Linked DNA regions of Homo sapiens: all the other regions are linked to region 3. A link is a loop called in an ENCODE intact Hi-C map of the cell type or tissue named here. Cell type or tissue: HCT116. All regions are shown on one strand. Region 1 has its middle 240 kb from the start of IL20RB-AS1. Region 2 has its middle 350 kb from the start of SOX14. Region 3 has its middle 63 kb from the start of CLDN18. Region 4 overlaps LOC105374126 (a long non-coding RNA gene).

Evidence for each region. Hi-C counts contacts between places; a loop is a spot of excess contacts. Peaks named below come from ENCODE experiments on the same cell type or tissue, not always from the same donor. Only the 100,000 strongest peaks of a DNase experiment are listed, where the experiment ranks them.
Region 1: a loop joins it to region 3, with 10 times the contacts of the local background. A loop is called at or near these places in 3 of 110 quality-filtered maps.
Region 2: a loop joins it to region 3, with 4 times the contacts of the local background. A loop is called at or near these places in 2 of 110 quality-filtered maps.
Region 4: a loop joins it to region 3, with 9 times the contacts of the local background. A loop is called at or near these places in 10 of 110 quality-filtered maps.

Annotation. Positions count from the first base shown.
Region 1 is chr3:137,214,170-137,222,169 of GRCh38, reverse strand. No RefSeq gene overlaps it. Among named protein-coding and RNA genes, the nearest start is that of IL20RB-AS1, 240 kb to the right of the region's middle. In HCT116, a CTCF peak has its summit at 4,237 (motif pointing left); a DNase peak (open chromatin) is centred at 4,241.
Region 2 is chr3:137,406,527-137,414,526 of GRCh38, reverse strand. No RefSeq gene overlaps it. Among named protein-coding and RNA genes, the nearest start is that of SOX14, 350 kb to the left of the region's middle. In HCT116, a CTCF peak has its summit at 4,727 (motif pointing left); no DNase peak of the experiment used is centred here.
Region 3 is chr3:137,942,758-137,950,757 of GRCh38, reverse strand. No RefSeq gene overlaps it. Among named protein-coding and RNA genes, the nearest start is that of CLDN18, 63 kb to the left of the region's middle. RefSeq lists enhancers at 1,581-2,249, 4,057-4,558. In HCT116, a CTCF peak has its summit at 4,201 (motif pointing right); a DNase peak (open chromatin) is centred at 4,197.
Region 4 is chr3:137,706,123-137,714,122 of GRCh38, reverse strand. LOC105374126 (a long non-coding RNA gene) reads left to right here. Exons shown (of 3, transcript XR_924533.2): 1 at 1-409. Among named protein-coding and RNA genes, the nearest start is that of SOX14, 54 kb to the left of the region's middle. In HCT116, a CTCF peak has its summit at 4,919 (motif pointing left); a DNase peak (open chromatin) is centred at 4,862.

The DNA of each region.
Region 1 (8,000 bases), 730 kb after region 3:
CAGATGATCCACCTGCCTTGGCCTCCCAAAGTGCTGGGATTACAGGCGTGAGCCACCGCACCCGGCCGAATTTTTTATTATATATTTGAATATATATATAATATATTTGAATAATGTAATATTCAAATATATTCAAAAGTGACACATGGCAGCACTGAAGCCCCCACTTTTGTTTCTCTTGCCTGTGGCAGACATCACTCACTGATCACAGCACTCTTTAGCACTGAGCCAGAGCTGAGCCTCAGAAGCCTTCTCAACACAACTCACTAGGGAAGCACATGAAATCTGTTGGCCATATCCCTGATATAGAGCAGGCCACCAGTCAGGATATTGATATACACTGCCACATTATGAAGAACAAACATGATGGCAGAACAAGTACCCAACCTATCTCTCTGCCCCTTCCCTCAGCTTGTTTTTAACCTTCTAATTTTCCCTTTTCAGAGTTTCTACACAAACCTATCTTTTTTAAGGTGTTCTAAATCTGTGTTCATTTTTATCACTGGGCATCCACCCATCCACTCTCCCTCTCATGGGTATATGACAGTTAAAGACACATTTATAAGAATTGATTTTAGCCTGGAAGTCTGAAGACCTCACTTTAAATCTACCACATCTCAGCTGTTTGACTTTAGGTGAATTAAATTACCTCCTAGAGTCCATTCTCTCATCTACAAAAAGAGGATAGTTGCAGCAACTTCTTCATATGGTGATTATCAATATCAAGTGAAATAACATAAAAGACCTTGTACATTACATGGAATGCAATGGATACCCAACAAATGTTAGATTAATCTGAGGAAACAGAAAGTCTAGATATTTTAAGACAAATTCTCTACCAGAGAATTGAAGAAGTGCCCCAATCTACCATATTACAGCTATTTAACACTCTCTCTTGGAACCCAGAGTCCTCTGGGACCTCCCTGTTCTTTGAGATTTATGTAAAATTAACCTGAGCCCCACCCTGCAAAGCCACAGCCTTTGGAAGTCCTAAGCACTTCCTATGGCCTCAGTGGATTCTAGGGGCTCATGATCTCAGGATCTCCCCTCCCTCCTGAGCTCTTATGCCCTCACGTGTAGAATCTGCTCAGTATCTCTTCAGACCAGATACAAAGCTTAGATCCTTCCTCATCTGCCACAAAAACGTGTGTGTGTGTGTGTGTGTGTGTGTGTGTGTGTGTGTGTGTGTGTGTGTGACTGTGTGTATGTATATGTTCCACAAAAAGTTTCTGGGAGCAGCAGAGCCCTTCAGTCTTCCGGGTTATCACTTACCTGGCTGCAGCCCCCAATAATGTGGTTATCCATCTCCAGCCTCTGCTGACATTCTGCCTATCCTAGAGCACTTAAGCAACCTCCTGCCAACTGTTTCTCATGTGCCACCCTTATCTGGTTCACAGTGGACACTCATACCCTTTTGTTCTTGTAGGTTCCAGGATACATGTGCAGAACATGCAGGTTTGTTACATAGGTAAACATGTGTCATGGTAGTTTGCTGCACCAATCAACCCATCAGCTAGGTATTAAGCCCCACATGCATCAGCTATTAGTCCTGATGCTCTGCCTCCCCCTCCCCCTCCCCACAGGCCCCAGTGTGACACTCACACCTTTTTAACCCTGACTATCCATGGGAGTGAAGGCTGATCCCAACGTGCATTTCAGCCAGCCTGAACTTTTTCAATTTCTTTTACATTTCTCAGATGTAGACTGAGAAATTTGAAGCTCAGGCCACTATCTTCCCCAAGCCCCACTCCTACCCCCCTCCAATTTGCAAGAAGCTTCCTTGAAATCCAGTCTCTCTTGAAATGAAGGGGTTCTATTTCCAAAAAAAAAAAAGAAGAAATGGCTTCATCAATATCATTGGTTTCACAAGCTCTTCCTGAACTTTACCACACCCTTATCAAGAAATACAGCCGTTTCCTCTCTTTGAAATTAGGCAAGCCTTTGTGATTGCCTTGACCAAAAAAAAAAAAACCTGATAAAAGTGACATTGCATGATTTCTAAGACTAGGTCATAAAAGGCTATATGGCTGCCTACTAGCTGTTGCTCTCCAGGATTCTCAACCTTGGCATCCAGCCACCATGTTGTAAGGAAGCCCAGGCTACATGAAGAGGCCATGTGTAGGTGTTCCAGCTGACAGGCCCAGCTAAGATCCATGTCAACTACCAGCATCAACAGCCAGACTTGTGAGTAAGCAAGATATGATTCCAGCCCTTTCTTCAAGTTGCCCCAACAGATGCCAAGTGGAGAAGAAAAGAGCAATCCCTGCCAAGCCCAGCTCCAACTACAAATTCATGAGCAAAATAAATGTCCTTGTTTTAAGCCACTCAGTTTTCAAGTGGTTTATTTTGCAACATTAAAAAACCAGACAAAGTTTACCCATCAGCTGCTAGAGATTATATAAATGTTGACACCCTACACTTCTATACTAATTGGTTAGTCACTAACCAGTCCTGAAAGTTAGAAGTCAGTTCTCGGGCACCAAAACACATTCCAGCCCCTGAAATCCAAGGGCCAGAACCGCAGTTCATGAATTCATTATCTGACCCATGCTAGTTGGGATTAACCCAACCCTTAAAAACCAGATAAGAGTGGCCCCCATGCCCTCTCAGAGTCCTTTCTGGCTCCATGCTCCTGTTTTTGTTGAATTAGTTCTATCAGTGGGTAATTTCTATGACTAGCATGTGCTGGTAGAGAATAGAAGTCAACCTCTTTCTCTGATATTTGCAAGACTATTCACACAAGTCTTAGTCTAAGAATCAGGCATTACTGGATGTTTGAGCAAACTAAAGTGATTTATAGTACAGAACTAGATATTAGATTTCAGATATCCCTATTCCTTTCAGCCATCCATTATGGCCACCCCATCCCATAATAAGACCTGAATATCTCCAGATTTTTCTCTTTCCCCTCTCACCTTCAACATTTTCCCCTCCTCATGCTCTCCTTCCCAGTTGCCCCTAAGAATTCCATGTCCAAACATAGCACTTTTCCTTCTGTTGTATAGGTCAGTAGCTCTCAACTTTGACCATGTATCAGGGTCACTTGATGAGCTTGTTGAACACAGATCACTGGGTCCCACCTCAGTATTTTTTTTATTTAGGGTCTAGGATGGGACCTGAGAAGTTGTATTTCTAACAAGTTATTGGATGATGCTGATGCTACTGTTCTGAAGACCACACTTTAAGAACAACTGGTGTAGATTCCACTTCTCTCTAGCCTTTAATTTCAAACTTGTCCCAGGTCTACCTTTGCTCATCAGCTGATCAGAAAAATGCATCCATTCAGTTAGTGGCCTAAAGGATGCTTGATAGCATTCAGAAATCATTTCTGCTCTCAAAGACAGTTATAGTTTTAATTATGATGAGGTCCCCCCTCTGGTTAGTTAGTCTGACTGGTCCAAAGCTGGTTCTACCAATCACTAGTTGTGTATCTATGGACCACAGTATTTAACTTCTTTGAGACTAGTTTCCTCATCTGTAAAACTGCAGATGATAATGCTTACTCCTTAAGATTGTATGAGCATTAACAGAGTTAATGTATATAAAGTATTAACCTGTTTCTGGGCATACAAAAAAGATACTCCATGTTAGTTATTACTTATTTGTTCCAGAAATCGTGACCAAACCCCTGCAGTATTTCAGGACCTTGCTAGGGATTGGGATGAGGGATGAAGAAGTTGAGGCCCCTTATTATTAGGAAACCACATAATAGGAGAGAGGAGGGGCAGTAAACAAACACAAGTTGTCAGGTTTATGCCAGAGATGAGTTCTTGAAGCCCTCTCATAATTCAAGACTAATTGCTCTTAGAAATAAATGTAAAATGGAAGCTGCAATCTAGGGGCACATAAATCCACAAACATTGTAGAAAAATGTGCTCTAATGCTGCTTTTTATTTTCTTAGCATTAGCTCTAATATTTTGCAGAAGGCTTGTTATTACATTAATAGCATATCATGGCAGTTGCTAGGTCTCCCTTGTAGTATTTTATCACCTCTAACTTCCATTCCAAAGTTATTGATTTTTCTGGAGTGTTTTTCGTCACTTGTGCAAACGTTATCATCTAATAAATGCTTAGATGGCTTTGTTAAATTATAAGAAATGAATGTTAAAATAACAGGACAACAACTACCAAATTTCACTCACAGAAGTTCAAGCGCCTTTGAAAACAACAGAAGGGTCACAAAAAATGCTGACCCCAACAGAGACCAATAGAGATCCAGTTTGACCGCTAAAGTGGCGCCGCCATGTGGCAGCAGCAAAAATATTTGCAATGTGCTGGGTCCTCCAGTCTGTGATGGCTATTTTGGTTTTAGTTGCTCCAGTTTTCATTTTGGAGGAGCTACACTACTTCACATTTTGTGCTTAAAATGAAAATTTGTGTTTTTATGTTACACTATTTCAAATCCATCAATCAGGTTCCCATGAAATGTCTGTGCTCTGTAATCACAGTGATCTGAAAGAGACACGGTTGGAGACATTAAGAGAGTTGAGGAGAGACCAACCCTGGCAGGATCTGCTCCCAGCATGGGCAATTCCATCCTCTCTTCCTGCAGCCTCTCCCTTACAGGTGGGTTCACGTTTGCTGCCTCTGTTACTCTCATAAGGCAGGAACCCTTCCTGCCCAAACAAAAGCAATGATCCCAGGAGGTACATCTTGTCATGGACTGCAGTCTGCAGCCAAGATCTAGCTCCTGATGGCTGAGACAGTCCATCCCACAGGAATTCATGGAAATTAGAGAAAAACATGCATCCTTTCAAACACTTAAAGGAACAGCAAAAAAATATTTAAAGTGGCTACACCTTTTCTGGTTAAAATATAGCCAGCATGACTTGCTTTTAAAAGAATGAAATATTTGTGTATGTTTTGGATGAAGGTTTAGGATTATGATCCAGAACATTGTCAATTATTTAGTAACCAAAATTAGAACAAATCAGACAGGACTCCAGAAGTTACATTTTAGAGGAGTTAGCAGCTGCCTTTCCATCAATGCTTTATATTTTTCTTTATTATTATACTTTAAGTTCTAGGGTACACGTGCACAACGTGCAGGTTTGATACATAGGTATACATGTGCCATGGTGGTTTGCTGCACCCATCAACTCATCATTTACATTAGGTATTTTTCCTAATGCTGTCCCTCCCCCAGCGCCACACCCCCCCGACAGGCCCCAGTCTGTGATGTTCCCCACACTGTCCAAGTGATCTCATTGTCCAATTCCCAACGATGAGTGAAAAAATGTGGTGTTTGGTTTTCTGTCCTTGTGATAGTTTGCTGAGAATGATGGTTTCCAGCTTCATCCACGTCCCTGCAAAGGACATGAACTCATCCTTTCTTATGGCTTCATAGTATTCCATGGTGTATATGTGCCACATTTTGTTAATCCAGTCTATCATTGATGGACATTTGGGTTGGTTCCAAGTCTTTGCTATTGTGAATAGTGCCACAATAAACATACGTGTGCATGTGTCTTTATAGTAGCATGATTTACAATCCTTTCGGTATATAGCCAGTAATGGGATTGCTAGGTCAAAAAGTAATTCTAGTTCTAGATCCTTGAGGAATTGCCACACTGTCTTCCACAATGGTTGAATGAATTTACACTCCCACCAACAGTGTAAAAGCATTCCTTTTTCTCCACATCCTCTCCAGCATCTGTTGTTTCCTGACTTTTTAACGATTGCCATTCTAACTGGTGTGAGATGGTATCTCATTGTGGTTTTGATTTGCATTTCTCTGATGGCCAGTGATGATGAGCATTTTTTCATGTGTCTGTTGGCTGCATAGATGTCTTCTTTTGAGAAGTGTCTGTTCATATCCTTTGCCCCCTTTTGGTGGGGTTGTTTTTTCTTGTAAATTTGTTTGAGTTCATTGTAGATTCTGGATATTAGCCCTTTGTCAGATGGGTAGATTGCAAAAATTTTCTCCCATTCTGTAGGTTGCCTGTTCACTCTGATTGTAGTTTCTTTTGCTGTGCAGAAGCTCTTCAGTTTAATTAGATCCCATTTGTCAATTTTGGCTTTTGCTGCCATTGCTTCTGGTGTTCTAGTCATAAAGTCCTTGCCCATGCCTATGTCCTGAATGGTATTGCCTAGGTTTTCTTCTAGGGTTTTTATGGTTTTAGGTCTAACATTTAAGTCTTTACTCCATCTTGAATTAATTTTTGTATAAGGTGTAAGGAAGAGATCCAGTTTCAGCTTTCTACATATGGCTAGCCAGTTTTCCCAGCACCATTTATTAAATAGGGAATCCTTTCCCCGTTGCTTGTTTTTCTCAGGTTTGTCAAAGATCAGATGGTTCTAGATGTGCGATGTTATTTCTGAGGCCTCTGTTCTGTTTCGTTGGTCTATATCTCTGTTTTGGTACCAGTACCATGCTGTTTTGGTTACTGTAGCCTTGTGGTATAGTTTGAAGTCAGGTAGCATGATGCCTCCAGCTTTGTTCTTTTTGCTTTGGACTGTCTTGGCAATGCAGGCTCCTTTTTGGTTCCATGTGAACTTTAAAATAGTTTTTTCCAATTCTATGAAGAAAGTTACTGGTAGCTTGATGGGGATGGCATTGAATCTATAAATTACCTTGGGCAGTATGGCTATTTTCACAATATTGATTCTTCCTATCCATGAGCATAGAATATTCTTCCATTTGTTTGTGTCCTCTTTTATTTCATTGAGCAGTGGTTTGTAGTTCTCCTTTAAGAGGTCCTTCACATCCCTTGTAAGTTGTATTCCTAGGTATTTTATTCCCTTTGTAGCAATTGTGAATAGGAATTCACTCATTATTTGGCTCTCTGTTAATGGTGTATAAGAACGCTCGTGATTTTTGCACGTTGATTTTGCATCCTGAGACTTTGCTGAAGTTGCTTATCAGCTTAAGGAGATTTTGGACCGAGACAATGGGGTGTTCTAAATATACAATCATGTCATCTGCAAACAGGGACACTTTGACTTCCTCTTTTCCTAATTGAATACCTTTTATTTCTTTCTCTTGCCTGATTGCCCTGGCCAGAAGTTCCAACATTACATTGAACAGGAGTGGTGAGAGAGGGCATCCTTGTCTTATGCTGATTTTCAAAGGAAATGCTTCCAGTTTTTGTCCATTCAGTATGAAATTGGCTGTGGGTTTGTCATAAATAGCTCTTATTATTCTGAGATATGTTTCATCAATACCTAGTTTATTGAGAGTTTTTAGCATGAAGGGCTGTTGAATTTTGTCGAAGGCCTTTTCTGCGTCTATTGAGATAATCATGTCGTTTCTGTCATTAGTTCTGTTTATGTGATGGATTAGGTTTATTGGTTTGCGTATGTTGAACCAGCCTTGCATCCCAGGGATGATCATGGTGGATAAGCTTTTTGATGTGCTGCTGGATTCGGTTTGCCAGTATTTTATTGAGGATTTTCACATCGATGTTCATCAGGGATATTGGTCTAAAATTCTCTTTTTTTGTTGTGTCTCTGCCAGGCTTTGGTATCAGGATGATGTTGGCCTCATAAAATGAGTTAGGGAGGATTCCCTCTTTTTCTATTGATTGGAATAGTTTCAGAAGGAATGATACCACCTCCTCTTTGTACCTCTGGTAGAATTCAACTGTGAATCCGTCTGGTCCTGGACTTTTTTTGTTGATAGGCTATTAATTATTGCCTCAATTTCAGAGCCTGTTATTAGTCGATTCAGAGATTCAACTTCTTCCTGGTTTAGTCTTGTGAGGATGTATGTGTTGAGGAATTTATCCATTTCTTTTAGACTTTCTAGTTTATTTGCGTAGAGGTGTTTATAGTATTCTCTGATGGTAGTTTGTATTTCCGTAGGATTGGTGGTGATATCCCCTTTATCATTTTTTATTGCATCTATTTGATTCTTCTCTCTTTTCTTCTTTATTAGTCTTTCTAGTGGTCTATCAATTTTGTTGATCTTTTCAAAAAACCAGGTCCTGGAGTCATTGATTTTTTTTAAGGGTTTTTTGTGCCTCTATCTCTTTCACTTAGTTCTGCTCTGATCTTGGTT
Region 2 (8,000 bases), 540 kb after region 3:
ACAATTTGGCATGTTTTTGCAGTGGCTGGTACCGGTTGTTCCTTTCCATGTTTAGTGCTTCCTTCAGGAACTCTTTTAGGGCAGGCCTGGTGATGACAAAATCTCTCAGCATTTGCTTGTCTGTAAAGGATTTTATTTCTCCTTCACTTATGAAGCTTAGTTTGGCTGGATATGAAATTCTGGGTTGAAAATTCTTTTCTTTAAGAATGTTGAACATTGGTCCCCACTTTCTTCTGGCTTGTAGAGTTTCTGCTGAGAGATCTGCTGTTAGTCTGATGGGCTTCCCTTTGTGGGTAACCCGACCTTTCTCTCTGGCTGCCCTTAACATTTTTTCCTTCATTTCAACTTTGGTGAATCTGACAAATATGTGTCTTGGAGTTGCTCTTTTCAAGGAGTATCTTTGTGGAATTCTCTGTATTTCCTGAATGTGAATGTTGGCCTGCCTTGCTAGATTGGGGAAGTTCTCCTGGATAATATCCTGCAGAGTGTTTTCCAAGTTGGTTCCATTCTCCCCGTCACTTTCAGATACACCAAACAGATGTAGATTTGGTCTTTTCACGTAGTCCCATATTTCTTGGAGGCTTTGTTTGTTTCTTTTTATTCTTTTTTTCTCTAAACTTCTCTCTTCACTTCATTTCATTCATTTCGTTTTCCATCACTGATACCCTTTCTTCCAGTTGATCGCATTGGCTACTGAGGCTTCTGCATTCGTCACATAGCTCTCGTGCCTTGGTTTTCAGCTCCATGAGGTCCTTTAAGGACTTCTCTGCGTTGGTTATTCTAGTTGTCCATTCGTCTAATTTTTTTTCAAAGCTTTTACCTTCTTTGCCATTGGTTCGAATTTCCTCCTGTAGCTCGGAGTAGTTTGATCATCTGAAGCCTTCTTCTCTCAACTCATCAAAGTCATTCTCTGTCCAGCTTTGTTCCATTGCTGGTGAGGAGCTGCGTTCCTTTGGAGGAGGAGAGGTGCTCTGATTTTTAGAGTTTCCAGTTTTTCTGCTCTGTTTTTTCCCCATCTTTGTGGTTTTATGTACCTTTGGTCTTTGACGATGGTGACGTACAGATGGGTTTTTGGTGTGGATGTCCTTTCTGTTTGTTAGTTTTCCTTCTAACAGACAGGACCCTCAGCTGCAGGTCTGTTGGAGTTTGCTAGAGGTCCACTCCAGACCCTGTTTGCCTGGGTATCAGCAGCAGTGGCTGCAGAACAGCGGATATTGGTGAACTGCAAATGCTGCTGCCTGATTGTTCCTCTGGAAGTTTTGTCTCAGAGGAGTACCCGGCTGTGTGAGGTGTCAGTCTGCCCCTACTGGGGGTTGTCTGTCTCCCAGTTAGGCTACTCGGGGGTCAGGGAACCACTTGAGGAGGCAGTCTGCCCGTTCTCAGATCTCAAGCTGCATGCTGGGAGAACCACTACTCTCTTCAAAGCTGTCAGACAGGGACATTTAAGTCTGCAGAGGTTACTGCTGTCTTTTTGTTTGTCTGTGCCCTGCCCCCAGAGGTGGAGCCTACAGAGGCAGGCAGGCCTCCTTGAGCTGTGGTGGGCTTCACCCAGTTCAAGCTTCCCAGCCACTTTGTTTACCTAATCAAACAACTAACTTGGCAATGGTGGGCGCCCCTCCCCCAGCCTCGCTGCCACCTTGCAGTTTGATTTGGGACTTCTGTGCCAACAATGAGCGAGACTCTGTGGGCGTAGGACCCTCCGAGTCAGGTGCAGGATATAATCTCCTGATGTGCCGTTTTTTAAACCTGTTGGAAAAGTGCAGTATTAGGGTGGGAGTGACCCGATTTTCCAGGTGCCGTCTGTCACCTCTTTCTTTGACTAGGAAAGGGAATTCCCTGACCCCTTGCACTTCCCGGGTGAGGTGATGCCTCACCCTGCTTCGGCTTGCACACGGTGCGCTGCACCCCCTGTCCTGCCCCCACTGTCTGGCACTCCCCAGTCAGATGAACCTGGTACCTCAGGTGGAAATGCAGAAATCATCCGTCTTCTGTGTCGCTTATGCTAGGAGCTGTAGACTGGAGCTGTTCCTATTCAGCCATCTTGGCTCCTCTTCTGTCATTTATTGTTATACCAGCATAAATACCATGTTTGCTTCTTATAATAGCTAGCACAAGGTTGCCTCATCTACATAAATTTAATGTTTCAAAAAATTTTTAAAGTATTATCTTTATTAAAGAAAACTTGAAAACAACTTTGTATATACTTTTATAATGATACTATAATATTAACATCATTATAAACATTTATACTTGTTATTACAGAAATGTGCATAAACACACTTTCAATGGCCAGGTAATATTCCATTAAGAGTTGGCACCATTTCTGCAGTTAGACATTTAGTTTGTATAATTGGCATGTACTATTTTGGTCTGCTGAACATCCTTTCCTTCTTCTTCAGGTAATTACACCCTCTTACCCAACCTTCTCTTTGGAAAATTGTCCTTCCTTTTCCTCACATGTTGTTCTGATAGTACCAATCATAGCACATTGGCTCCATCCTCACTAATTGGAAGGCATATGTCTCAGGCCAGGTAATCATAATTCCTGTGGTACTTTGGACCTAGTACCAAGAATTCCCTTGTGACTTTGGTCTTTCCCACATTATATCACCTAAGATACATATGCTGTTAGTGACAGAAACCCTAACTAGCAATGGTTTTAACCTTAGGGGCCTTAACGTTTATGTACTTTTTATTAAGTAAAAAAATAACTTTTATTGAGAAAGTAAATGTTAATGCCCCTAAGGTTAAAACCATTGTGTTCCCCAAAAAGATATGCTGAAGTCTTAACTCTCAGTATGTATGAGTGTGATATTATTTGGAAATAGGGTCGTTGAAGATGTAATCAAGTTACTATGAGGTCGTTAGGGTGGGCCCTGATCCAATATAACTGGTGCCCTTATAGGATGAGAAAAATGACTTGGAAAGACAGAGACACCTAGGAAGAATATCATATGACAACAGAAACAGATTGGAGTGATGCAGCTGCAAGCCAAGGAACAACAAGGATCAAAGGAAGCCACTATAAGACAGGAAGAGGCAAAGAAGGATTCTCCCCTACAGATTCTCCCTTTGAGAGAGAGCAGTGCCCTGCTGACACCTTCATTTTGGACTTTTAGCTTCCTGGACTGTGAGATAATAAATGTCTGTTATTTTAAGGAACCCAGTTTGTGGTACTTTGTTGTGGCAGGCCCAGGAAACTAATACAGTAATGCATTAAGGTCTCACAAAATCCCCAAGAAACAGAAAAGAAAACCTGTTGTTATAAGTACATTGAGATAAACTGGTCATTGAAAGCAGAGGCCACAAAAGCTAGTATTCATTCATTTAAAAATATTATTTAAGCTTATTATGTGCTGGGAACTGCAAGGTGGCAAAAGGCAGCATGACCCAAATAATGCAGTGCACAAACTTTGCTATAAGTATTTTTTTATTTTATTTTTTTATTTTTTTATTGTGGTTTTTAACAGGTGTCACCATTTATTGAATACTTATTACATGCCCAACCCTATGTTTATTCTTTTCAGGACATTATCTCAGTCAGTTATCTCAACAACCCTGTGAAACAGTACTGTTATGCTGATATTCCACATTGCTAACAAAAAGGAAACTGAAGGTCTCAACAAATGATTCATTTTATGTCTTGTTAAGTTAGAACTGCAAATGCAAGGGAACCTAGTGACAGCCATTGGCACCTCAGTTTTTGGGAAAAGCCCAGATACATCTCCATGCTTCATAATTAATATAATTGATCCATTTGATCCATCTCAACGCATCAAAGACTCACAACAAACTTCTCTGCCTGCTGTGGGCGTGGCCCAGGACTTTGTGTTCTGCATGTCCCACACCATGGGATCACAGTCTGTGTCCACAGTCAGTCATTCTGACAGCAGACTCCACAGCAAATTCCTTTTGCAGGTCTGCATGGGGACCAAGCCTCCCTCACTTGCTGGTCAATTGAAGTTTATAAGGGTTCCGCAGTTTATAGTGGCATGAATAATAGAGTCTGAAACCTTCCAGTCCCCAGTGATTACGTAATGCAGATTGTGGTAAATATTGTCTAATATACATAGGTATATGAAAGCAACAATTAAAAATATACTTTGAAGTAAAAAATGTCTCAAGGTGTTTATGCTTTAGAGTTGAAGGATGCCTACCAAGCTGTGATACAGCTCTAATAGAAGATACTAATTGGAGTCTCTCCAAAATGGGTTCTCTATTTAAATATGACTTGGAAACACTACATAATAGAGGCTCTTTAAAGTACTGCTCTCAAGAAACCAATTTAACAAAGCTTAGCTCAGCATTTTCCGTGCTTGTTTTCACTTACTTAGATATGTGTGTCTCTCTCTCTTTCTCTGAATTATGTGAATTATATATTAAGGTCCTTTAGCACAGTGTTGCAGGACATTAGTTATGAATTACTAAGTTAAAGTGCATTATAAAAGTTTCCCTAAGATGCTCACATGAAAATAATGAGCAAGATAATGGTGGGGAGCATTCTAGGAAGAAGGATCTGACCACACATTGCAAAATCTGGGTAAAGGTTCACTGGGAGGAAGATGGGTCCTTAATGATATCCAACAGGTGTGACCATATTATTTTTGTTACAGAATTGTAAATAAAAATCATCCCACGTTATGACATTTTTGTAACTTATGGTCTTGAATTTTAGCAACTCTAAAAATTTTTGAAAAAATACTATTTCTGTCTTAGAAAGGAACTCCTTAACTAAGTATACTGCCACCACCTGGTGTAGGTGTCTCACAGCCATGGGTTCCAAATGATAAGGCATAAACCAAAGGCTTAGTTGAAGTAAACACAAGCACTTCTTCCCCATTTAATATTGTGTTAGTCCGTTTTCACACTGCTATAAATAAATACCCAAGACTGGGTAATTTATAAAGATAGAAGGCTTATTTGACTCTCAGTTCTACATGGCTTGGGAGGCCTCAGGAAACATACAATCATGGTGGATAGGGAAGCAGGCACCTTCATTACAAGGCAGCAGGTGAGAGAACTGTGTGAAGGAGGAACTGTCAAACACTTATAAAATTATCAGATCTCATGAGAACTCACTCACTATCATGAGAACAGCATGAAGGAAACCATCCCCATGATCCAATCACCTCCCTCCCTCAACACATGGGTATTACAATTTGAGATGAGATTTTGGGTGGGGACACAGAGCCAAACCATATCAAATATTAAAGATATAAGTCTTAGTTAATATAATTTAGTGAAAACTGTTCAACTAGGCAGTTCAAGGGGGGTTCACTGAGGAGGTGGCAGTGGAGCTAAGCCTCGAAGGATGAGTGAGAGTTTCCCAGTAGGAGAAGAGGAAAGAACATATTTAAAGGCACAAAGGCCTAAAAGATGACAGCAACCTCAGAGACCAGTAATTAGCTCTGTAAGGTTGAGGCATGGATTGGTAGGAGTATAGGATGGGGGTGGACAATGGGAATGAGGCTGAAGGGTAGGTTGATGTAAGCTTAAAAAACCTATTATAGGATCCAGAGCCACCATTGAATTGGCTGTGTGATCTTTGTTTATGTGTCATCTACCTTTTGAATTGGCTATGTGATCTTTGTTTATATGTCATCTACCATTTCCAGACCTCATATATTTAGTTAAAAGCACAAATTTTGGAGACAGATTCTCAGGCTTTAACACATATTCATTCTATGATCTTAGACCAGTTACTTAACCTCCCTTTGCTTCAGTTTCAACATCTATAAAATAGATGCAACACTGTTGAAAGGAATAAATGTAGTAATACATGTGCTTGACACAAGATAAACATATGTCAATGTTTGTAATTGTTATTGATGATGTTATTGCATTATTATTATCATTATCTTCATCATTTGAAAGGATATGCTGAGATAGTATATGGGAATGTACTTGGTAAACCAAAAAGCAGAATATAATTATCTTGCCAAATAATCTGTTCAATATCTTGTGTATCAGTGGATCTTCATCAAAGCTGCCTGCTGGACCACCACAAAGGTCCACACAGATAGTGCAATGCAAACATCCAGAGGCACCATTCACTTAAATCCGGAGCGATGGAAATGTTCTCAGCATTGGTTGGAGTGTTGGTCACACACGTATATACGTATGTCCAAAAGCTGATAAAACTGTTCACTTAAGACCTGTGTATTTAAAAAAAAATTAATCACAGCTTAGAGCCATAAGCACTTCCTGGAAGTTCAGGCTTGTTTCAGATCAAAGCAGCCTCTGGGCTGCTCACTTTGAGTGGCTATCCTCATGACCCTCTGGTGCAAAGACCTTAAATGACCTTTTTCCCTCCATTTCTACCAGTTCTCTATCTCTCCAGGCAAAGAAATGAAGTAGGAAAACCCATCTTTTTGTTCCTAGGTAAGAAGAGGTTTGGCCCAACCTATTCCTTTGAATCTCCCCTCTTTTCACAGTTGACTGGAGGTATTTAGTCTGTCTCACTCACCTTAGGACAAGCTTTAAGTTCCCAAATTGTCCCAGGTTTCAGGATGCTTTTTTGAAAAGCCCATTTCTCTTATAAAAAACAACACCTTAGAAAATCCAAGAAATTTATTTTTAACAGATTTTTAAAGTACTCTAAATCACCAATACTTCCCAGCAGGGCACAATGTAAGACTCGGCCATCATTATCAGTCAAGGTACTGGGTCTGCAGTGAGCCGGGCACTGAACAAAGTATGAGGCACAAATTCAGGACGTTTTCTGGGCTAAGCCCCTGGTGGGCAGGAGCCCTGTCTGGCTAAATTGCTTTGTGCCACACAGAAGAGAAGAAACGAGTGGTTTTTTATATTAGTGATGGCTATGTGCTCGTTGCAGGCCTACAGAAGTGAGCAAAGGCCAGAGTTGTCTGCGGTGTTTGACAGAAGGTTTTCTTGGGGCTAACTGAAGACCTAAATCCTCAAGCAGGCTGAAATTTCCTAGCAAAGGAATCATGGAAAAAAAGACAAGAATTGCCTCTGAGCTCCAAATGCCTCACAGAATTCACATTGATTTGTTTATGATTCTTGAAAGACACACCATCAACTCCTAATGGTTCCAGAACAACAACTGGGAAGAAGTGTCAGTTTTAGAGAGGTGTGGGTAAGCAGTTCCCCACACCCAAAGCCCCAGAAGAAGCCCACTGTTCCTCTTTTCATCTACCCAGCCCTCTTTCATCCAAACTGCATTTTCCTGACTAAACCCCAGTGTGTTTGAAGAGAGATCACCAAGCAAAACAGCTGTGTGGGTCTTCCTTTCTCCGCTTTTCTTCTCTCCCTCTTCTCTTCTCTCTCCCTCCCTCTATTTCTCTCTCTCTCTCTCTCTCCTCTCCTCTCTCTCTAAACCTTTTACACTGCAGTTGAACAAGCCCCTGGATAAAGACTTTATCCAAAAACCCCCTCTTTAAAGTTATTTCAAATTTCTCTGCAAGGCTTTCAGAAATCTGTTTGTTTGAGGGCAGAATTAGATGTGACCGGCGTTTTATTGTGACATAAAACCATATTTCTTCCCTGGAAGATTAAAAAATAAAATCGGTTAATAAGAAAAGCTGTCAGCAACAGAAAATGGCTGACATAATCCGTTTATCCTCCGAGCAATAAAGATATTGGTCCTTGGGAGTCTATCCTCTCTCTCATGTTATTTCGCCCAAAACATTATCTTCCCAGCATTCTGATGGATTAAGAAGTCATATGGGAGATAGCAGGGAAATGACAGATACAAAAAAATATATAATATCCTTTCATTTCCCCTCCTCCCTCCACACTCACTCATATTCCCCCTCTCCTTTTCTCCCTCCCCCAACCCAAAACACACACACTTTATTTTCTTCTCTTTTCCCTCTCCCTGACACCCTCCCATTTTTCTCACCCTTTGGAAAGAAATAGATCTTCCTTTACCCACAATCCAATACTCTGATAATCCTAATAGGGGTGATGATGCAAAGTGGCTCCAAAGTCCATTCCTGCAGTGTGGGTGTGTGTGTGTATGTGTGTGTGTCGGTGTG
Region 3 (8,000 bases):
TCACAGGAATCCAGGCATGGAAGGGTGTGGTGAGCAGAATGTTGGCCCCTGGCTTTCAGACTCTGGTGTTATGCCATGGGGTGAAACATAATTAAGGTTATCAATCAATGGACCTTAAAATAGGGGAGATTATCCTGGATTATCTAATTGAGTCTAATTTAATCATATGAGTCCCTAAAAGCAGAGAACTTTCTTTGGCTGGTGGCACAAGAGGAAGGCCAAAATGGAAGTCAGAGAAATGTGGCAGGAGAAATCAGAGCCAGATATTTGAAGCATGAAAAGAATTGCATATGCTATTGCTGTTTGAAGGCGAACGTGGCCCTGTGACAAGGAAATGGGGACTTCAGTCCTACAACCACTAGGGACTGAATTCTGCTAACATCAGTGAGCTTGGAAGAGGACCTCGAGCTCCAGATGAGAATCAGAGCCCCCTGATTTTAGACTGGTGAGACCCTGAGTAGAGAATTCATCCACACTGTGTTGGACCTGTAGAAACCATCTATCCATTCACACTGTGTTGGACCTATAGAAACCATCTATTCATCCACACTGTGTTGGACCTATAGAAACCACCTATTCATCCACACTGTGCTGGAGCTATAGAAACCACCTATTCATCCACACTGTGCTGGAGCTATAGAAACCACCTATTCATCCACACTGTGCTGGAGCTATAGAAACCACATATTCATCCATACTGTGCTGGAGCTATTGAAACCACCTATTCATCCACACTGTGATTGACCTATAGGAACTGTAAGATGATAATTGAGTATTGTTTTAAGCCACTAAGTTGGTGTAATTTGTTACAGCAGCAATAGGAAACTGATGCAGAGGGTGTAATTCTCCTGAACCAGAAGTGTCACTAGCCATTCCTCATGAGTCTTCCAAACTGCCCTTTGCTATCCTGGCACTCTGGTCAGGTCTCTACTGCTATTCCATGTCAACATGCAGTGTAGTGGTTGTGTTTGCAGGCTTCAGAGCCAGACCACCTGGGTTTAAATCCAGGAAATCCAGCACAGTGGTATGATCTGGACAAGTTTTTAAATGATCTGTACCTTAGTTTCTTCATTTGTAACATAAGGATAATAATAGCACCACCCTCACTGAGTTGTAGACAGGATTAAATAGTCAGTACGTGTAAAGGGCTTAGAAGAATGCTCGGCATGACATCTAAATAGGCCCTCACTGATAGCTGCTACTACGACTGCTAGGACTTCTATAGTTATTCATCTTGAGTCCCACTCCAAAGCCCTCAGTCATGAAGCATGAGAGAAGACCTTCCTCAAGTTTCTACTTATTAATTTTCCAAACTTCTCTGAAAAATGCTCTGTTTGCATTTCTGCAAGCTAAGGATGTTCCTTAGAGACTTTCAGTGCTTTCTGATGTCTGACTGGAGAAAGATAGTTTCTTTCCTGGACCCATTACCATATTTCCAGCACAGGCATAATTTCAGATACTGTGGCTAGGAACATAATTTGGAATTTCTTTACTACTCACTGGCTGTTTGATTTCGGACAAGTTAACGTTTCAGAACCTTAGTTTTCATATGTGGAAGCTGAAGATATTAAATGCAGTGAGAATTAAATGAAGTAATGTAAAGTGCCTAGTACAATGATTTTAAGTAGAAGATATGATTATTAGTGTCATTTCCAGGAACAATTTTTGAGGTTAACTCTAAGTTTTGCCCTAAGCTGAGCCCTGGGGCACTGTATCCAAGAACCCACTTTTGGGCAGGGGAATAGCCTCTGGACCCATCTCCCTCCTAGGGACACACAGCTTGTCAGGGTTCCTCTTCATTTAGCCTGCAGATAGCCATTGCCATCTGAATTTCACAGCAGGAAGTTGATCTAGATAGCCTTTGCCAGCAGTAGACCCTTTTAGGTGCAAGTTGCCCAGTGTGAGATCCCTAATCACCTTCTTTGAAGATGAGGATGATGGCTCAGCTGCATGTAAAGACCTCTGTGGGTCAATGTGCTTGCTTTAACATTGAGTATTTTGTTGCCACTTTGTTCCTTCTGTCTTCAGATGCCAGTGAGGTACTTCTCCAGCATTAATAAGCACATAGTGAAACTTGAGTCCCAGGGTCAAGTAGGATTAAAATTGAGTGACTTTTGGCTTCACTACTTGTGCACTTGCTGGGCTGGGCTGCACCAAGCAGGCTGGAGCTACTTCTGCAGAACATTGCCTTAAAGTGTCAGGAATAAACAGGCATGTGCCTGGCGGATGTTGACTCGCACTACCACATTCCCTCTTTCTAGCTCTCCTTGATGGTGGAAGTGTCTGTGGTTCTGACAGATGGCACAGCGCTGGGGGATGCCTGGGGATAGTGCTACTCCCCCATTTCTGTGGGAAGCCAGCCCAGGAATTCCTCTTCATCTGACCTGGTGTGGATGTCTGTGAGGTTGGAGCTCTCTGACAGTGGTGCCTCTCATCAGAGGCTGCTTGATTCCCTGTCCCATCTCTACTTCTCCACCAGCTATGCTTTCTACAAATGCATGTGTCTCCTCTGGATGGGACACTGCTTCTCAGGCTTGTTGTTGGCCATCAGTGCCAGGCTCAGAGTAGATGCAGCATTGACAAGGGGAATATGTGAGTCAGCAGAGCCCAGTAAGCAGCCTATAAACCAAGCTGGTGCCCTCAGGGTTTCCAAAGGTGTAGCTGAGCTGCTATCAAGAGTCCTGTCAAATTGGGAAGAACATGCTGACAACTTGTTTTAACATAAGTACGTGCTCTGCATTGGGTCTTTCCCATGTTCTTCATTTGTGCCATAGAAATTCCTTCTTTCACCTTTAAACAACTTCAAAAATATTCCTAATATAAATGCATAGCTTTTCTTAAAATCCTGACAATTTGGCTGGGCACAGTGTTTCATGCCTGTAATCCCAGCACTTTGGGAGGCTGAGGTGGGTGGATCACAAGGTCAGGAGTTCAAGACCAGCCTGGCCAATATGGTGAAATTCTGTCTCTACTAAAAAAAATACAAAAACTAGCCAGGTGTGGTGCTGCACGCCTGTAGTCCCAGCTACTCGGGAGGCTGAGGCAGAAGAATCACTTGAACCCGGGAGGCAGAGGTTGCAGTGAGCCGAGACTGCGCCACTGCACTCCAGCCTGGGTGACAAAGCAAGACTCCATCTCAAAAAAAAAAAAAAAAGAAAAAAAATCCTGATAATTTTATAAAAACATTACTGCATTTATTGACTGTCTACACTTGCCAACTCCTTTACACACTATCTCACTGAATCCTCACAAACCCAGGTGAGACAGTGCTTCTCTCAGCTTACAGATGAAGAAACAGAAGCACAGAGGATTAAGTAAGTTGCTCAAAATCACACAGTTAGAAATTGAGGTGCAGAAAAGTCAAGAAATGTGCCCAAGGTCATGTAACTCTTAAATGCTATCATGGGGGCCTGAACCGAGGCCACTTCCACTCACACTTCATTGGCTCACTGGAATCACGTGGTGATGCCTGACTTCAAGAGGGGAGTGAATGCAATTCTGCTATGAGCCTGGGCAGTTTCCTTATAGTAAAGAGGTTATGGTAATCATTACATCTATTTCATAGGAGTGTCATAAGAATTCAATGAGTGATTGCATATTAAATGCTTGGCACAGAGTTAAGTCCTTATTAAATATCAGCTGTTAATATTCTCCCTATGGGATGAGCAATTTGACATATGCAACTGTGTGGATTTATTTTCCTTCTGCATAAAGTTGACTAAATGTCTCCTAAATATTAGACCATGTGCAAGGTGGTTAGGGCTATGAAAATGGACAACAAAGGAGCCACTGTATAGCAAGGATAAGTTGAAAGCTGTTTTAGTTCTGATTCCCAATCTTGGTACATGCTAAGATATACCAGAGAGGATTCTGAAATCTTACAAAGAACATAGAGTTTGCCTACCAGTTTTGGCTTATTTTATGTCACTGACACCTTTAAGGTATTGCCAAGTTTGTGATGGTAGTTGTGAGATTTATTTATTCTCTGTTTTAAATTAGACATTTATCCCACAGTTCACCTAATGTTTGCATTTTTCTTAGTTTGCCCTTCCCTGTGGCATCCTAATAGGATGTGACAATACAGCTCGCCTGTTACATGGTTGAGTTCTGAAGATTGCATTTCATGTTTCCAGGAAGCCTTCAGGCCCCGGGGCTACTTTCTTGGAGGAAATCAAATCATCTTATGACCACTAGAGGGCAGTAGCAACTTACGGATGCAATAGGACAAACAATCCCCCCTTCGCCCCGCCCCCGCAAAGGTAAGTTGCAGATGATCGGCTAAAACTGGCACTCATTTAACAGATGAGGAAACTGAGTCTCAGGGAGGGCAAATTGTTTTTTCAAGATCACACAAAAGATGAGTGGTAGGTTTGCATCTGGAAGCTGATTCAAAGTTTGAAACTTAATTACAAATGCTACCGTAAAACAGAAAATCAAATTTAGGCATCAGAACTTAAAGAATTTGTAGTAGATGAAAAATAGTCATATCGCTGGCAAAAAAGGAAAAAAAAAAGAAACAAACAAAAGAGAAAAAAGAAAGTGAAGACTAAATATTTTGCTTATTCTCATGCGTGCCTAGAAAGGACATCCTGGGACTCCACCACTGGTGAAGAAAATCTTAACAATCTAGGGGAAGAGGCTGTTACCAGAGCAGCATCTGAAAGCCAGGACATTGCAAGCGAAAGGTGGCTTCTGGAGGGGAGACTTGGTAGGGAGTCATCCTAGTAGTTATAGGTTATCACAGGCCTAGAATGATCAGGGATAAAGGAACCCACACCTACATTCCAGGCTGGCATCCCTGGACATTCAAGAAAGGTTCAAGTTAATGCCCCAGCCAAAGCTCTGACCATCTTAGTGCTATGATGAGAATATGATTTTAAGGCAATATCGTTTTAGCTAGAGATCCAATACAGTCATTGTATAACATAGCTGAGTCTCCTCCAAAGTGGACAATTTTTCCCTATGAGCAACCTACACCTGGGAAATGCTTAGCCAGGATCCATCTGTATCAATTAGAATTAGATCTGGCTATTAAAAAACAGAGACCCAAGGCCTGGTGTGGTGGCTCACGCCTGTAATCCCGGCACTTTGGGGGCTGAAGTGGGCGGATCACCTGAGGTCAGAAGTTTGAGATCAGCCTGCCAACATGGTGAAAACCCCTGTATCTAATAAAAATATAAAAATTAGCCGGGTGTGGTGGCAGGCACCTGTAATCCCAGCTACTTGGGAGGCTGAGGCAGGAGAATCATTTGAACCCAGGAGGCAGAGGTTGCAGTGAGCCGAGATCACACCACTGCACTCCAGCCTGGGTGACAAAGTGAGACTTCATCTAAAAAAAAAAAAAAGAACAACAACAACAACAACAACAACAACAAAAACCCAGAGACCCAAAATAGCAATGATCCAAATAAGACAGAATTTATTTGTGTCTCTTGAGGGTCCAGAGACAGGGAATCAAGGGAAGGTATGTAGCTCTGCTTCACAAAGTCCTCAGAGACCTGGCCACCTCCATCCTGTTGGTCACACATGTGGCCTTATTTGCACAATCACCTCATGTCCCAGGAGGGCTATAGCAGACTCTGACATCATGTTGCATTCTGGTCATTAATGAGGAAGGGATGAAGAAAAGGATAAAGGATAAGTAGCAGTCATCTATTTAGGAAGATTAGGTTCCTGGGAATGTTATGTGAAACATCTGCCCACAATTCATTGATTAGAGCTTGGCCACATGGCCATGACTCCTGCAAGGGAGGCTGGAAAACATAGTGTTTATTCTTAGCGATTACTCTGCTCAAGTAAAAATTATGGTTTTAGTATTATGAAAAAAAGGGAACATGGATATTGACGAGTAGTAACTGAAAATCTTTGTGCAGTAGACCTGGGCATGAACCACCCAGATTCCTCTTCAATGAAGGACTTGCTTTCTGGGTGTACCAGGAAGTGTGGTTAGCAGGTGACTGTCAGTTGTGAGTACCTTCAAGGGTTGGCCTCAGCTGTAAATAGCTGAGGTTACAACTTCCCTAACAGCCAACATCCAGTGATTTAACAAGGTGGCAGTATAAAGGCCCAACATTTCCAGCCCAATCAGACCTGCATTGTAAGCTAATCCTGCTTTCACCCCTTCCTTTCAAAGGTATTGGTCCCCAATGAGCACCTTACACCTTAAATTTTGTCTCCCCATCTGCTTCCAGAGAACCCAAGCTGGAATGGTTGGTACCAGTAATGGCTGGTTAAAGAGTGTCGGCAATGAGATACCGTTTTGGAGTAGGATTATTCACCACCTGTCTGTAGTGAGGAGCTTATCACTGTTGGTGGGTGATCACAGACAGCATCTGGTATAAGATGGAGGTCCAACTGTTAAACAGTGGTGAATTGGGGGTATTGTACAGTGGAAAGGAATATACTAGCAGACAAGATGTGTCAGGCTGTTTGAAAGGTATGAAGAAACAGGAGCTCTAAGGGTAACAGTATTGGATAGCTATTGCTAAGTGCCAGTGATAGCCTACACTAAGATAATGAACAGTGCAGGACAAGTAGCAGGCAATTGAAAGGCAGGTGTGAAAGCCAAAGAGTCTCCTTGGTTATATACAAAGAAGCCCCCTTGTCTTGCTTGAAGAACAAGAGGAAGCCAAGGATCAAGCTTAGAACCTTATAGGTTCAGTGGCTGAATATCAAAGAAAGTTAAATGTCCACTTAAAGCAGATCTGTTATGCCGGAGTTAGGGCCCTGATTAGGAAATCCTAGGACTCTGACACATGAGATAAAGACATCTGGGCAATGCTTCTAAGCATTTTGGCTTCCTAGACTGCCTTGAAACTTCTGAGGCTGCAAAAGTGGCTGAACACTCTCTGGTAAGTGCTAGCACTCCTCTGTGCTGGAAGAGGATGCAGACACCTCTTCTCCAAAAGGCAGTGGGTACCACCCCCTCAGAATCCACTCCTACTTCCCCTCTTGGGGATTAGGCCTATAAGCAGGGTTGGTCTCAGTACATCCCAGCTGAGAATGTGCTGGTCCTGATAAGGAAGCAAAAATATTCTACTTTTAAAAGGCTGCAAGATGTAGTCAATGTATCCTGGGACTACATTCTGAGAGTGTTTGATCAGGGGGCCCAGAACATAAATTGAATAGGGAAGACTTTGTTGACTTGGAAGTACTCTCCTGACATTCAGGATTTAACATCCTGGCAAGGACCCCTGACTAAGTAAGAATTTGCTACTAGGATGGCTCCTGGAAGCATGAAAGAAGCAATGCACTATGCTTAGAAAAGTTTAAATGCCAGAATTGCGTTGGCAGATGGTGGATAAAGGGATTAAACAGCTCAGGAAAGTGGGCATGCTAGAATAGGTATACTTTGCACAGCTGGAAGGCTAGCCAAATGGCTATGTTCCAGCATATTCTTTTTGGTCTTCTTAAATGAGGCCACATCATTTAAGAACAGCAAAAGAAATGTGCTGGTGAGGGGCCTACCTGAGGGTGGAGGGTGGGAGGAGGGTGAGGATTAAAAAACTACCAGTCAAGTACTATGCTTTTAACCTGGGTGATGAAATAATCTGTACACCAACCCCTTGCAACACACGATTTACCTGTATAACAAACCTGCACATGTATCCCTGAACCTAAAACAAAAGTTAAAAAAAAAAAAAAAGAAATGCATTGGTGAGAGGGCCTTTGGCATCACTAAGATGTTCAGTGGTAGCTATCCCCTATAGGCTGGAGCCGATGATAAAAGATGTTATAAAATTTGACTCACTGATGGCAATGGGGATGATAGGACCGTAAAAGAGCTGTAGTCAGGTTGAGGTGCTTAGTCTCCAAAATATGGGGGAATTACAGTCATTGCAACAACCAGTAAGGTTAGAGTGGAAGCCAAGAGGACGTGCTCCACAGAGGGTTATGGAGATGGTGAATTGAATATGGTGTCCTAAGAGGTTAAACGAATGGACATCTGACAAAGGTACTACTTAGCTTGTACTAGCAGCATAAATCAAAGATGGATAATT
Region 4 (8,000 bases), 240 kb after region 3:
AGAACAAAATCGGGCTGCCTGAGCTAGCAGTAGCAACCGGTTGGGGTGCCCTTCTGCATTGTGAAGGCTTTGTTCTTTGGCTCTTTGCGATAAATCTTGCTGCTGCTCACTTTTTGGGTCCACGCTGCCTTTATGAGCTGTAACACTCTCTGTGAAGGTCTGTAGCTTCACTCCTGAAGCCAGAGAGACCACGGGAAGGAACGAACAACTCCAGACGCCCCGCCTTAAAAGCTGTAACACTCACCGCGAAGGTCTGCAGCTTCACTCCTGAGCCAGTGAGACCACGAACCTACCAGAAGGAAGAAACTCCAAACACATCTGAACATCAGAAGGAACAAACTCCGGACACGCCGCCTTTAAGAACTCTAACACTCACCGCTAGGATCCGCGGCTTCATTCTTGAAGTCAGGTGAGACCAAGAACCCACGAATTCCAGACACTATCAAAAGGTAGATATGGAGGAGTCTCTAGCATTTTCCTTGATCTTGGTGACTCCAGGGATAGAGCTCTGTGCCCTTTTGTTTGTAAACTCTTTTGTTCTGCTTGATGGATTTTTTTTTTAAGGTCAACTTTATGGTTGCTATTTTCAAATCTTCCTCATAAAAATTCTTCTAGTCTGGGATACTTGGCTTCCAATCTAGAAGGGCTGTGGATTTTCATTCATTGTTGTGTCCTCTGTGCGTAGTAACTGGTAGAAGCTTCCTGATACCTATGTGAAGTTACACAAACATGTCTGGATTTATACAACACCAAGACTGCAATTGTAGAACAAAAGAGATGCACTGAAATGTACACTTTACAGGGCTAGTGTCACTTCCCTAGACTCCATCTGTATATCATGACAAGTTTATTGGTCTGTAGATACTTAAATGTGCCTTTTTAAAAAAAATGTTACTTTAAGTTCTGAGAAAAGTGTGCAGAATGTGCAGGTTTGTTACATAGGTATACATGTGCCATGGTGGTTTTCTGTACCTATCAACCCGTCATCTAGGTTTTAAGCACTGCATGCATTAGGTATTTGTCCTAATGCTCTCCCTCCCCTTGCCCCCACCACCCAACAGTCCCCGGTGTGTGATGTTTCCCTCCTTGTGTCCATGTGTTCTCATTGCTCAGCTCCCACTTATGAGTGAGAACATGCGGTGTTTGGTTTTCTGTTCATGTGTTTGCTGAGAATGATGGCTTCCAGCTTCATCCATGTCCCTGTGAATATGCCTTTCTACTTTTCAAAAAATTGGCATAGTATTTGTTTGTCTTCATTCTTCTGGCCCCCATTTTCAATATTGAAAATGGTCCTGAGATGCAGCCTGCCTGTCTGTAATGCAGGATTTGGAGACCTGAATTCAAGTATACTACATGATTCAGGGCTTCGTTATTTCATAACTCAATGCTAGGGACAATTACATTGTGATGTTTCTTTTTGTCCACTTGCCATTTGAAGAGCATTCTACATTCTAATTACTTGGATATAAAATAGACAATGTGATAAAATAAAATAGTCCACTGTCTAAATAAAATTGACTAGTGTGGAAAGAGTTAGGAATGGAGACTGAAAAAAGTCATGTTTCCAGCTGTCTTTGGCCATGAAAATTTCTCAGTAGGATCCATAGTAATCACATCATGGAGAATGGGTTATCCATCCCTTCAGGCATTTATCCTTTGTGTTACAAACAATCCAATTACATTCTTTGAGTTATTTAAAAATGTACAATTTAGTTATTATTGACTATAGTTACCCTGTTGTGCTATCAAAGAGTAGGTCTTATTCTTTCTGTTGTTTGTACCCATTAACCGTCCCCACTCCCTACCTCCCAAACTCCCAGCTACCCCTCCCAGCCTCTGGTAATCATCCTTCTAATCTCTATGTCCACGAATTCAATTGTTTTGATTTTTAGATCCCACAAATAAGTGAGAACATGTGATGTTTGAATTTCTGTGCCCGGCTTATTTCACTTAACATCAATGATCTCCAGTTCCATCCATTTCATTGCAAATGACAGGATCTCATTCTTTTTTTATGGCTGAATAGTACTCCATTGTGTATATTTACAACACTTTTTTTTTATCCATTCATCTGTTGATATGGTTTGGCTGTGTTCCCATCCAAATCTCATCTTGAATTGTAACTCCGACAATTCCCGCGTGTCATGGGAGGAACCCTGTGGGAGGTAATTGAATCATGGGGGTTGGTCTTTCTTGTGCTCACACTAGTGAATAAGTCTCATAAAATCTGATGGTTTTAAAAAGGGGGAGTTCCCCTGCATAAGCTCTCCGTCTTTGCCTGCCGCCATTCACGTAAGACGTGGTCCTCTTACTTGCCTTCTGCCATGATTTTGAGGCCTCCCCAGTCATGTGGAACTGTAACTCCATTAAACTTCTTTCTTTTGTGAATTGCCAGTCTAGGGTATGTCTCCATCATTGATGTGAAAACGGGTTAATACATCTGTTGATGGACACTTAGGTTTCCTCCAAATCTTAACTATTGTGAACAGTGCTGTAACAAACATAGGAGGGAGTGCAGATATCTCTTCAATATATTGATTTCCTTTTTTGGGGGCATATACCCAACAGTGAGATAGCTGGATTGTATGGTAGTTCTATTTTTAGTTTCTTGAGGAACTCCAGACTGTTCTCCATAGTAGTTGTACTAATTTACATTCCTGTGAACAGTACATGAGGGCTTTCTTTTCTCCATATCCTTGCAAGCATTTGTTATTGCCTATCTTTTGGATAAAAGCTATTTTAACTGGGTGAGATGATAGCTCAATGCAGTTTTGATTTCCATTTCTCTGATGATCAGTGATGTTGAGCACCTTTTCGTATGCCTATTTGCCATTTTATTTTGTTCTCTTTAAAAAGACTCCCCAATATGGTGTAAGCTCCTGGTCTCTAAGATCTACCTGGCTAGTTTTTCTTTTTTCCTACCATGTCATATTCTGCTACTTCTCTATTCTTTAGTCATTTTTGTCTTTATATCTCCTTTGAATTATGTTATCTCTGGCTTCCATTCTAGTTATTACTATAATTATTATTGTTTTCAAACTTGTAGTGGTGTGGCTGATAGAGCAAAATGTTACCTTTTTTTTTTTTTTTTCCAAGGAAGAGAAAACGCCATTTAAAAGACACCCATATCCACTGCTTCTTTGACTAGGGAACATCATCACCTTTTCTTTAAACATTTGCTCAGAATGACTTGGGTGGCCTTTCTAACTTGTCCATTTATTCAACAACTATTCACAGAGTTCTTCCGTATGCCAAGCCCTCTGTCACCTGGGGTGACAGAGTGAATGAAGTGAAGCTAATCTTTATGAGCAGAGGTGGAAACTAAGCAAGGTAAATAAATAAATAATGATTTTTAAAAAAAGAACACAGAGATGTGATAGGTGGGTAGGGTGGGGCCACTTTACATGGTAGGATGTGTGTAGCCTGATGAAGGGGGAGGTGAGATTTAAGATGAGAAAGAGTCAGCCATGTGAAAAGCATCCCAGGTAAAAGGAATTTATTATGATAGCCTGGGAGCAAAAAGAGGTGGATATTCTAGGAACTGGCCCAAGACTGATGAGGCTAGAATCCAACAAGGGGCGTCACAATGATGTAAAATGTGACAGAAATATGGGGCCAGTTAAATCAGAATGAGACCATATTTGTAGCCCCAAGGTGTCACATGGGTTATACCTGTTACATAATTAGTATCTCACACAAGAATAGCTAACATTTAATAATGACTAGCGGCAAATGAGCACCTCATGACGTGTCAAGGGCTGTCTTAAAAGTGTTAAATTTTTTGAATCATGTATCTTCACAGCATCCCTATGAGGCAGGTAAAGTCATCATCCCCATTTTGCAGATGACAAGACCAAGGCACATAGAGATTGAATAACTTGCCCAAGATCCTAACCAGTGAGATTCAGACCTTTTCAGTCTAGCTCCAGTGCCTGCCCTCTCAATGACTATGTTTTATGCTACGATTTCTGAAGGGCAGGTCAAGCTAGCTGCAGGCAGGCAGCTTGGGACACAGAGGGCTTCTTGCAGGGGGAGGTACTGACAAGCTGCTGGCAGGAGACAGCCTCACTGCTCATCAGTCTGGGGAAAAGGGCAGATTGTTACAGCCAAGCCACAGAAATCCGGGAATGGTGGCTAAGGGGCACAGTGGGTCAGAACCAAGAGAGTAAGTAAGCTGGATCAAACTGAGGATCCAGAAACATTCAGCTGTGAATGCTCATCTTTGTAAACCAGAAGACTATATCAGCCACAGCATGGAGAAAAAAAAAAAATAGAGCCTGTGAGTGAGCACAGAGCCGGGAAAGGAGGCTGGGTGTTCTGGGCATAGCAGGTGGACATTGACTCACTTTCATTATTTCATTAGTTTCATTAGAACAAAATTAAAGTTCTAATGAATGCATTATGCATTAAAGTTTTTTTACTACATAGCCAAAATAACACTATTTTATTTAACAAGTAAATAATACTTCTAAATAACATACATATTCACATTTCCCTAATTATCCCCCCTCCCCCAAATTAAAGTAGCTTTGTCCAACCCAGGACATAACCCAGGACCATACATTATATCTGGATGTTATATTCCTCAAGTGTCTTAATCTCTAGACCAGTTCCCTTCCCCATGATATTATTATTTTGAAGAGACCCAGATCAGTGTCCTGCAAATTGTCCTATTTAGATTCATCTGGATATTTCTTCCTGGAAATCATTAGCTTGTTCCCATATCTTTTGTATATTCTATATAGTTACATTTAAAAACTTGATTCAAATTAAACGTTTCTGACCAGAATATATCATAGATGAGCTTTGTTTTTTCTTTTCCTTTTTCTTTTTCTTAAGGATTACATGTGGACATGCATGCTGTTTATTCTTTGGCATTGCCCCGCTGGAGATCAAGGCACTAATTGCCATCTAGTGGCAGCATACCCCAAATGCAGCTTCAGATCTTTGGAGGGGTAAAGATACTTCTGAGATATTGAACCTGTAGATTAAATCATAGTGTAATTATGGCAAGTGATAGGCATATATTAAGCTCTGTCATCAAATCTTGCTTCAAAATCTTTTCTGGCCTTAGGCACCCTGAGTCTTCATGAGAACGACAAGTTCCATTAAAATTCCATCTGGCTTCTGCTTCCTTCCTCTGCACCACCATCTCCAGTCTCTCCTTCTCCATCCTCTTTCCAACACCCCTGTTCTTACTTCCAAATTTATTCTCCTGCTTCCAATTCAGGATTATTCAAATATTAACCTAAACCTTTCTCTTTGGTTGTAAATTATGGATATGTCTTCTGAAATTTAAGAAAGATAACATGCATCAGCACTTAACCTTTGATTGCTGTTAGTAATTAATTTTTCCCTTGGAGTACATATCTTTTTTTTCAGTTCGGAAATTCATGCAAGTTGGAATTACTGAGATAAAGGAATTCTGGATCCATAGGGAACATTTGTCCAAATCCACACCCAGTCTTTTCCCTGTTTAAATGTACTTCTCATGCTGTTTTGCATGTGTACATATATGTGTTTGTTAGAGCAGAAAAATCCCTCCACTTTTGGATTCCTGAGAAGTGCAGGAATTTCCAATTGATTAATCTTTGTCAGGACATACTATTTCCCTTACCTGGGCCCAGGACCTAGGGACCCTGTGGAGAAGGCTATTATGGGAAGTTCATAGAGAATTAGACTGAAGGATGCTCTGGCTAATGAGCCTGACCCTGGGACTCTGTGGGCCTCCATCACCGGTACCTCATAATGACATTTGATGGATGGAGTGAAGTTGCCAGGGGACTGTTTTGCTATGCTTCAATAAGTACAATCAATTTACAACTGGACCAAAGTTGCTAGTAATACAATAACACCTCTGGGAATAATGTATCTATTAGGAATTTTCTAATTAATTCATAAGGGGAGGGGTCTGACATACAGTCTAGATTAGGGGCAATAGTTAGAGGGACCAATGAGAAGTACGGAAAAAGATGTAGCTGAGGCCAGCCCTTCTCAAGATTGAAGCCAGATAAGGTATCTGTAGTAAGAGATGCTACTATCTTTAGTCCTATGACTACCTCTACCATATACACTATCATCAACTCCTCTTTCTTATCTTTTCAGTTGCCTTTTTAGCCCATTCCTTAAGTATCAGGGTCCCCCAGGTGTTGTTCTCACACCATCTCTTTTCTCAATCTGGACACTCTCTCCAGAGTCTCTTGCTCATACACTGCATTGCCTGAGCATTCTGGTGACTATATTTTCAACTGCCTGCCAGAATTTTCTGATTTGCCCCAGTGCCTTGGCCTCAGCACATCAAAAGCTAAACACATTATTTGTTCTTCCCCAACCTCAATGCTCTGTTTCTTTTGCACTTTCTACCTTGGATAAATGGCTGTATCCTCTACCTGGCTGCCTAAGTGGAGGTCTCTATTGTCATCCTTGCTGCCTCCCACTCCTGCATCCCAAGCTCTATTTTGCTGCTTGTTTTACCCATCGTGGCTGCTCATTTATTTCCACTCTTCTCCTACCGTCCTAGACCATGCTATAACTGTCTCCTATCTGGATTACCCTAATACACCATTAACATAGCCTACAGCCTTTCAGTGGCTCATCATCTTCTCCAGGATTAAGCATTTACCCCTTAACTTGGTATACAGGTTGTTTATGATGTACATTCTGTTTTAATCTCCAGCTTTGCCCCCCCACCCACAAGTCCTTATGCTCTAGCTACATCAAATAATCTGTTGTTAGGATGTCATGATTTGTCATACTCATCTGCTCTTGGATATCCATTTATATAAAATGTCCTTTTTCTCCATTCACCTCTGAATTACTACTTACTTTTCAAAATCCAGCCTCGGTGTCAGCTTCTCTATAAAGTTTTCCTGGATCACTTGTTTCTTTTAGAGTTAAGTGCTTTCTACTCTGAACTACTTGTATGCCCTTTGCATATTTTTATTAAATAATTAGTCGGATGATATTGATACTGCCTACTTATTTTTTTTTGTTTTCTCAGTAAATGTTGAGCTTGAGGGGAGGAACCTTGCTTAATTTTCTCTCTGATACTTCAAATTACGTGGGTTCACTGGAGTTCCTAAGGGGGCCAGGCTAAAAAAGCATCAGAAAAACAAAAAGCATTGGAAGAAGCCATAAAAACTGAACAGAGACAAGATAAGCAATGTATGACTATATAACTATATATATGTATATAACTATAGCACACAGTGGAGGATTCAAGCTTTGCAGTTTTAGTCCAGGCATGTTAACTGACTAATATAAAGAAATCCAACAATTTTTTTTTTTTTTTTGAGACGGAGTCTCGCTCTGTCATCCAGCCTGGAGTGCAGTGGTGCAATCTCGGCTCACTGCAAGCTCCACCTCCCGGGTTCATGCCATTCTCCTGTCTCAGCCTCCCAAGTAGCTGGGACTACAGGTACCCACCACCACCCCTGGCTAATTTCTTTTTTTGTATTTTTAGTAGAGACAGGGTTTCACCATGTTAGCCAGGATGGTCTCGATCTCCTGACTCTCTGATCCGCCCACCTTGGCCTCCCAAAGTGCTGGGATTACAGGCTTGAGCCACCGTGTCCGGCCAAAATCCAACAATTTTCAGATGCAGCCAAATCCAGAATTGCCACAATGTGTTATTTACAATGTTCAGTTTTCAGTCAAATTATGGAAATGCAAAGAAAAAGGAAAGTGTGATCTGTACTCATTAAGAAACTAAGTAAATAGAAACTGTCTTTAAGAGGGACCAAATGTGGGATTTAGCAGACAGACATCAAAATAGCTATCAAAAATATGTTCATAGACTCAAAGAAAAATACATTTAAAAAATTAAAGGAAAATAATTTTAATAAGTGAAATATAAAAATATTATCAGTGAAATGGAATCTATTATGTATCTATCTATGAGCTGAAAGTACAACCACTGAAATGAAAAGTATACCTGATGAGCTCAACAGAAAACTGAGGATGGCAAAAAAAGAATCGGTGAACTTGAAGATAAATAAATG